Linked DNA regions of Homo sapiens: region 1 is linked to region 2. Evidence: chromatin loops called from intact Hi-C (ENCODE). Cell type or tissue: GM12878. All regions are shown on one strand. Region 1 overlaps SPEG (striated muscle enriched protein kinase). Region 2 overlaps SLC4A3 (solute carrier family 4 member 3).

Region 1 (2,500 bases), 160 kb before region 2:
CCCACCACCTCCCAGCCCATGGGGGACAGGATTCCTAGAGGCGAGGGGAGGCGTCTGTGAAGTGGAAGATAAGTGGCAATAGGGTGTGTAACAAAGAGACAGGGAACGCTTCTGGCCGTGCTGTGAAGATGGTGGGGGTGCTGGGCGCTCTTTTAAGTGTCTCCCTCCTTGCCTGCCCTGTCCCTAGCACTCTCCACTCAGTCACCACTTTACTCCTTGACAGTCCATCTTCAGGACTCACCTTTCTTCCCAGATATAGGAGGAGCCCTGAAGTTTGGGGAGCCCCTGGCCCTGAGAGCCCTGCAGCACAGCCTAGCTGGAACAGTGACCGATGGAGCCCCATTTGAGCCCAGCCAGTCAGGGCTCTGATGGGGCTGGGGCTTGCACTGACACCCCTATTCCACTAGACCCCACCCAGCCACACCCAGACAGGGCAAGTGGAGTGGTGGCCCCCCTTCCTCCACGTCAACCTCACTGCAGTGTCTTCCCCACCCCCGGGATGGCCTCCCCCGTTGTCTGTGTGCCTGTGAAGGGTGGGGGTCCACACCCGGCCGCCCTGCCTTCCCAAGTGCCTGACTCATCCTACTTCTCCTCAGTCTGAGATGCTCAAACACGCTGGGGTGGGGGGTGGGGGCTGGCGGGGGACACCTGGAAGTCACAGGCTCCTTTGCAAAGCACATTGCAATGTGTATTTAATTCCATCATGAGAATTAGAAGCTGCTTTACCAGGAAATCATATGACCATGTGATATGTATGGAGAATGAAATCACAACCACATGTGGGAGATACTGAGAGTCCATTTCTAGATGGTTTGGTTAGTATTTGGGGGTTGTTTGTTCATCTTGCCATCTCCCAGATGCTATTAATAGAAGCCCCTCTAAACATTTTTCAAAGATTCAGTGAAAAAACTTCAAGGTAGAGGCAATGCCATCCATGAGCTTAATTCAGGGTCACAGGCTGAGCCACCTGCAGGGGCCAAGTTCAGGTAGTCAGAAGCCAGCGGGTGGCCCTGTGAAGAAGGGCGGCCACCCACAGGGGGCAGCATTGGGCCACTCCTCTCCCGCGGATTCATGCAGCGAGGGGAGCGACTCAGGATGGCCAGTCCTGATTTTTCAAGAGAGGCAGGAAATCCAGATTTCTTTTGTGTGTGAAAATCTCCTAATTTCAAAGCTGCCAAATTAATACAGAAGGTCAAACAAAGCAAGCCTGCACCTTGTGCCAGGTTTCCTCAGATTTGGAGAACATCACGTTTGGATTTACGGGGCGGGGCGGGGCTTGGTCCAGGCAGGGAACTCTGTTGTCCCAGTTGGTGGGGGTGGGGGGTGGTGGCTTGCAGGGAGGCGGGGGTCTAGCGTTCTGACTGAGCCAGTCACTGATGGGGGATCTTGGGAGGGGCTGAGGAGGCAGGGTAAAGCCAGCCCCTAGCCCCTTCTCTTCCCACCCCTATCCCCATGTGTTTCAGAGGCCCCTCGGTTTGAGTCCATCATGGAGGACGTGGAGGTGGGGGCTGGGGAAACTGCTCGCTTTGCGGTGGTGGTCGAGGGAAAACCACTGCCGGACATCATGTGGTACAAGGTCAGAGTGTGCTGCTGGCTGAGCCTGGGGGAGGGAGGAGGGGCTCCCTGGGGGCGTGGGAGGGTCCTGGAAGGCCTTAGGAGGGCGGAGCCCGGGCAGAGGCGTGGTTAGGAGGAGGAAAGGGGCTGCAGAGGACTGACTAGCTGAGGGGTGCAGGGCTTTCTGTGGGAGATAAGGGAGGAGCTGACTCTGGGTCCTGGTGAGAGATGCGCTGCCCAGAGTAGGAGATGAGGCCCTGGCCCCAAGGTAGAGATGAGGCCAGGCCCAGGCTGAAGGTGAGACCCCACTCTGCAGGACGAGGTGCTGCTGACCGAGAGCAGCCATGTGAGCTTCGTGTACGAGGAGAATGAGTGCTCCCTGGTGGTGCTCAGCACGGGGGCCCAGGATGGAGGCGTCTACACCTGCACCGCCCAGAACCTGGCGGGTGAGGTCTCCTGCAAAGCAGAGTTGGCTGTGCATTCAGGTAGGCAGGAGTTCCGGAGAAAGGTAAAGCGCACACCCCCTGGAATCTGATGTGACCCTCCATGCTCTGCCCAGGAAGCAGCCAGCCCTGGACTCGAGCCACCACACCCCCAGCCCAGCACCCCGCCTTGAGCCCCCAACATTCTTGCACCTCTTCTCTCTTCTTCTTCTGTCCACCTGTCCCAGTCTCTGGCCTGCTTGCTTTCTTCCCCTCCCACCTAACACCATGACATCTCTGCCCCAGCTCAGACAGCTATGGAGGTCGAGGGGGTCGGGGAGGATGAGGACCATCGAGGAAGGAGACTCAGCGACTTTTATGACATCCACCAGGAGATCGGCAGGTGTGGGGCTAGGAGGGAAGCCAGTGGGGGCCGAGAGAGGCTGCTGGGTCTGAGGGTTGGGAGGGGTGGAGAGGGCCACAGTGATGGCTGATCTCTGACCCCCTCCCTGTGTCAACCAGGG
Region 2 (2,500 bases):
ATCGAGGCAGGGTCCACATCCCAGCTGGTGGCTCCCAGTGTGGGGCCACAGTGCAGTACCTGCCTACTCTGGGAGGGAGAAGCAGGTCTCAGAGCCAGGGCTGGAGCCAGGGCTGGGAGGGCCTGCCACGGCCTCCGGTCTGGGTCCCAGCCCTATTCCAGTTCTGCGTCCTCAGAAGCCCCTCCACATGCCTGGGGGAGATGGTCACCGGGGGAAAAGCCTGAAGCTGCTGGAGAAGATCCCTGAAGATGCTGAGGCCACGGTTGTGCTTGTGGGTGAGGAGGGCCGGGCGCCGGGGGCAGGGTCTGCAGTGTGTGTGTGCCTCTCCTGGGGGCCTGCTTGTCTGAGCTCTGGCCTCGAGGCCGCCTCTTCCATCTCCCTCCAGGCTCCCACCTGGTCCCTGCTCTTCCTCACAACCTGTCTTAGCCCAGCCCTTTCTTTCGTAGTCCCCTGCCTGCTTCCTGTCCAGTTTTCTGCTATCTTGGAGTTGGAATTAGAAAAAAAAGCAACACTTCTTTAATACCCTGAGTTTCCATCTGTTGGCGAATTGTAATCAATGTGTAGACACATAAGCGAATAGTGCCCTTTTAGACTGGGGTTTCTTTGCGCAGTTTACAACCTGCTCAACTGTCCATGATAGCCCTAGATAGCTGCCCCAGGGCCTGCCTTGACTGCTTCTCTTTGCCCAGCGCCCTGTGCTTTCCTCTTCCCCTAGGTTGTGTGCCTTTCTTGGAGCAGCCTGCAGCAGCCTTCGTGCGTCTGAATGAGGCTGTACTCCTGGAGTCTGTGCTTGAGGTCCCTGTCCCGGTCCGCTTCCTCTTCGTGATGCTGGGGCCCAGCCACACCAGCACTGACTATCACGAGCTTGGGCGCTCCATTGCCACCCTTATGTCTGACAAGGTTGGGCGCGTGCTGGCTCTCAAGGCCTCTTCTCCTAGGCCCTGCTTACCCCTGTCCCTCATTGTCCACAGTGGTGCCCATAGAGGCAAGGGTGCTAGAGGCCCCTGGGTGGAGGCCATGCCCTGGAGGGTGGTGGGGGGAGCTGTTGGCCCAGGGGAGAAGAGAGAGCCTTGGGCTGTGGCTGTGGGAGGGTCTGGTGACATAAGGGGAAAAGCCCAGACCCCAGAGCTTTGGATGTGATGTGAGACTTGATCAGGAGGGCTGGATGCGCTGGTCTTTGCTGTGGCTTCTCCTGGGATTAGATAGGAGGGTCCTTTAGCCAGGGGCAACGTTCACAATATTTATCAGCCTGTAAGGTGTAGCTGATCCAATTGGAATGGCTCTGGAAGCCCCTGCTCTGCCAGGTGTTATCCCTTTAGTTGCTGCATGTGGAAGTCTGGCATCTCCTGGGGGAATGGAGGGCACCTGGGGCTTTGGGGCAGTGGCTTGCTGGCCTGCAGGGATGGGTGTCAGTGTTCCAACAGCCAACACTGTTGGACTGGCCCAGTATCTACGACTGAATGTCCACCCTGCCTGTAGCTCAGTGACCCAACACCCGCCTCAAGTCTCCCTCCTGGAGGCTCCCTTGGCTGTCCCTGAGGGTCCTGGCCCTCTCATTGCCCCCAGCTGTTTCATGAGGCTGCCTACCAGGCAGATGACCGGCAAGACCTCCTAAGTGCCATCAGCGAGTTCCTGGATGGCAGCATTGTGATCCCCCCGTCCGAGGTGGAGGGCCGTGACCTGCTGCGCTCCGTGGCTGCTTTCCAGCGAGAGCTGCTTAGGAAGCGGCGAGAGCGTGAACAGACCAAAGTCGAGATGACCACACGGGGTGGCTACACGGCCCCTGGGAAAGGTCAGACCCTTGGAGGCTGAGTGCCCCCAATACACACTCCCCCATCCCAGGGCCCTAAGGCTGTGACCCCAGCCCCGTCCTGACTCCTGGAGTCCTTTGCATCCCTGATCCCAACAGCCCGGGGCCTCCGAGCCAGAGGGAGTGGTCTGTGCCCCAGCAGCCCCTTGTTCCCCCAGAACTGTCTTTGGAGTTGGGGGGCTCTGAGGCAACCCCTGAAGATGACCCCTTGCTGCGGACGGGCTCGGTATTTGGGGGGCTTGTGCGGGATGTGAGGCGCCGGTACCCGCACTACCCCAGTGACCTGCGAGATGCGCTGCACTCCCAGTGTGTGGCCGCTGTGCTCTTCATCTACTTCGCAGCCCTCAGCCCTGCCATCACCTTCGGGGGGCTGCTGGGTAAGGGACTGGGGCTTGGGGAGTTGAGGGGCTCCTCTAGTCACTTCTGGTCCCAGTGTCACTTGCAGGATTCTGGGTCTGGGTGTGATCACATTAGGGGGCCAATGGTTAGATGTGCTAGCAAAGGTGTAAGCACCTTACAGAGATGCTGGATCAGGGAATCCCAGCGATCACCTTTGGGGAGCTATAAAGTGAGGGTGTGGGAGAGGTGTAAGGGATGAGGGATCCTGTGATCACCATTGGGGGCTAGTGGGGAGGGTTTGGGAGCAATGGGGTATGGAAGGGGCCCTGTGTGTCACTCTAAGGGGCTGCT

The links. Peaks named below come from ENCODE experiments on the same cell type or tissue, not always from the same donor. Only the 100,000 strongest peaks of a DNase experiment are listed, where the experiment ranks them.
Region 1: it touches region 2 in a loop (2.2-fold over the local background); 7 of 110 quality-filtered maps call a loop at or near these places.

Annotation. Positions count from the first base shown.
Region 1 is chr2:219,475,407-219,477,906 of GRCh38, forward strand. It overlaps SPEG (striated muscle enriched protein kinase), which reads left to right. Exons shown (of 41, transcript NM_005876.5): 19 at 1,464-1,576; 20 at 1,871-2,039; 21 at 2,283-2,379; 22 at 2,499-2,500. Among named protein-coding and RNA genes, the nearest start is that of SPEGNB, 19 kb to the right of the region's middle. RefSeq lists enhancers at 1-551, 1,259-1,966 and a silencer at 881-1,175. In GM12878, a CTCF peak has its summit at 1,034 (motif pointing right); no DNase peak of the experiment used is centred here.
Region 2 is chr2:219,633,705-219,636,204 of GRCh38, forward strand. SLC4A3 (solute carrier family 4 member 3) reads left to right here. Exons shown (of 23, transcript NM_005070.4): 11 at 176-275; 12 at 716-900; 13 at 1,567-1,792; 14 at 1,969-2,187. Among named protein-coding and RNA genes, the nearest start is that of SLC4A3, 7.3 kb to the left of the region's middle. In GM12878, no CTCF peak of the experiment used is centred here; no DNase peak of the experiment used is centred here.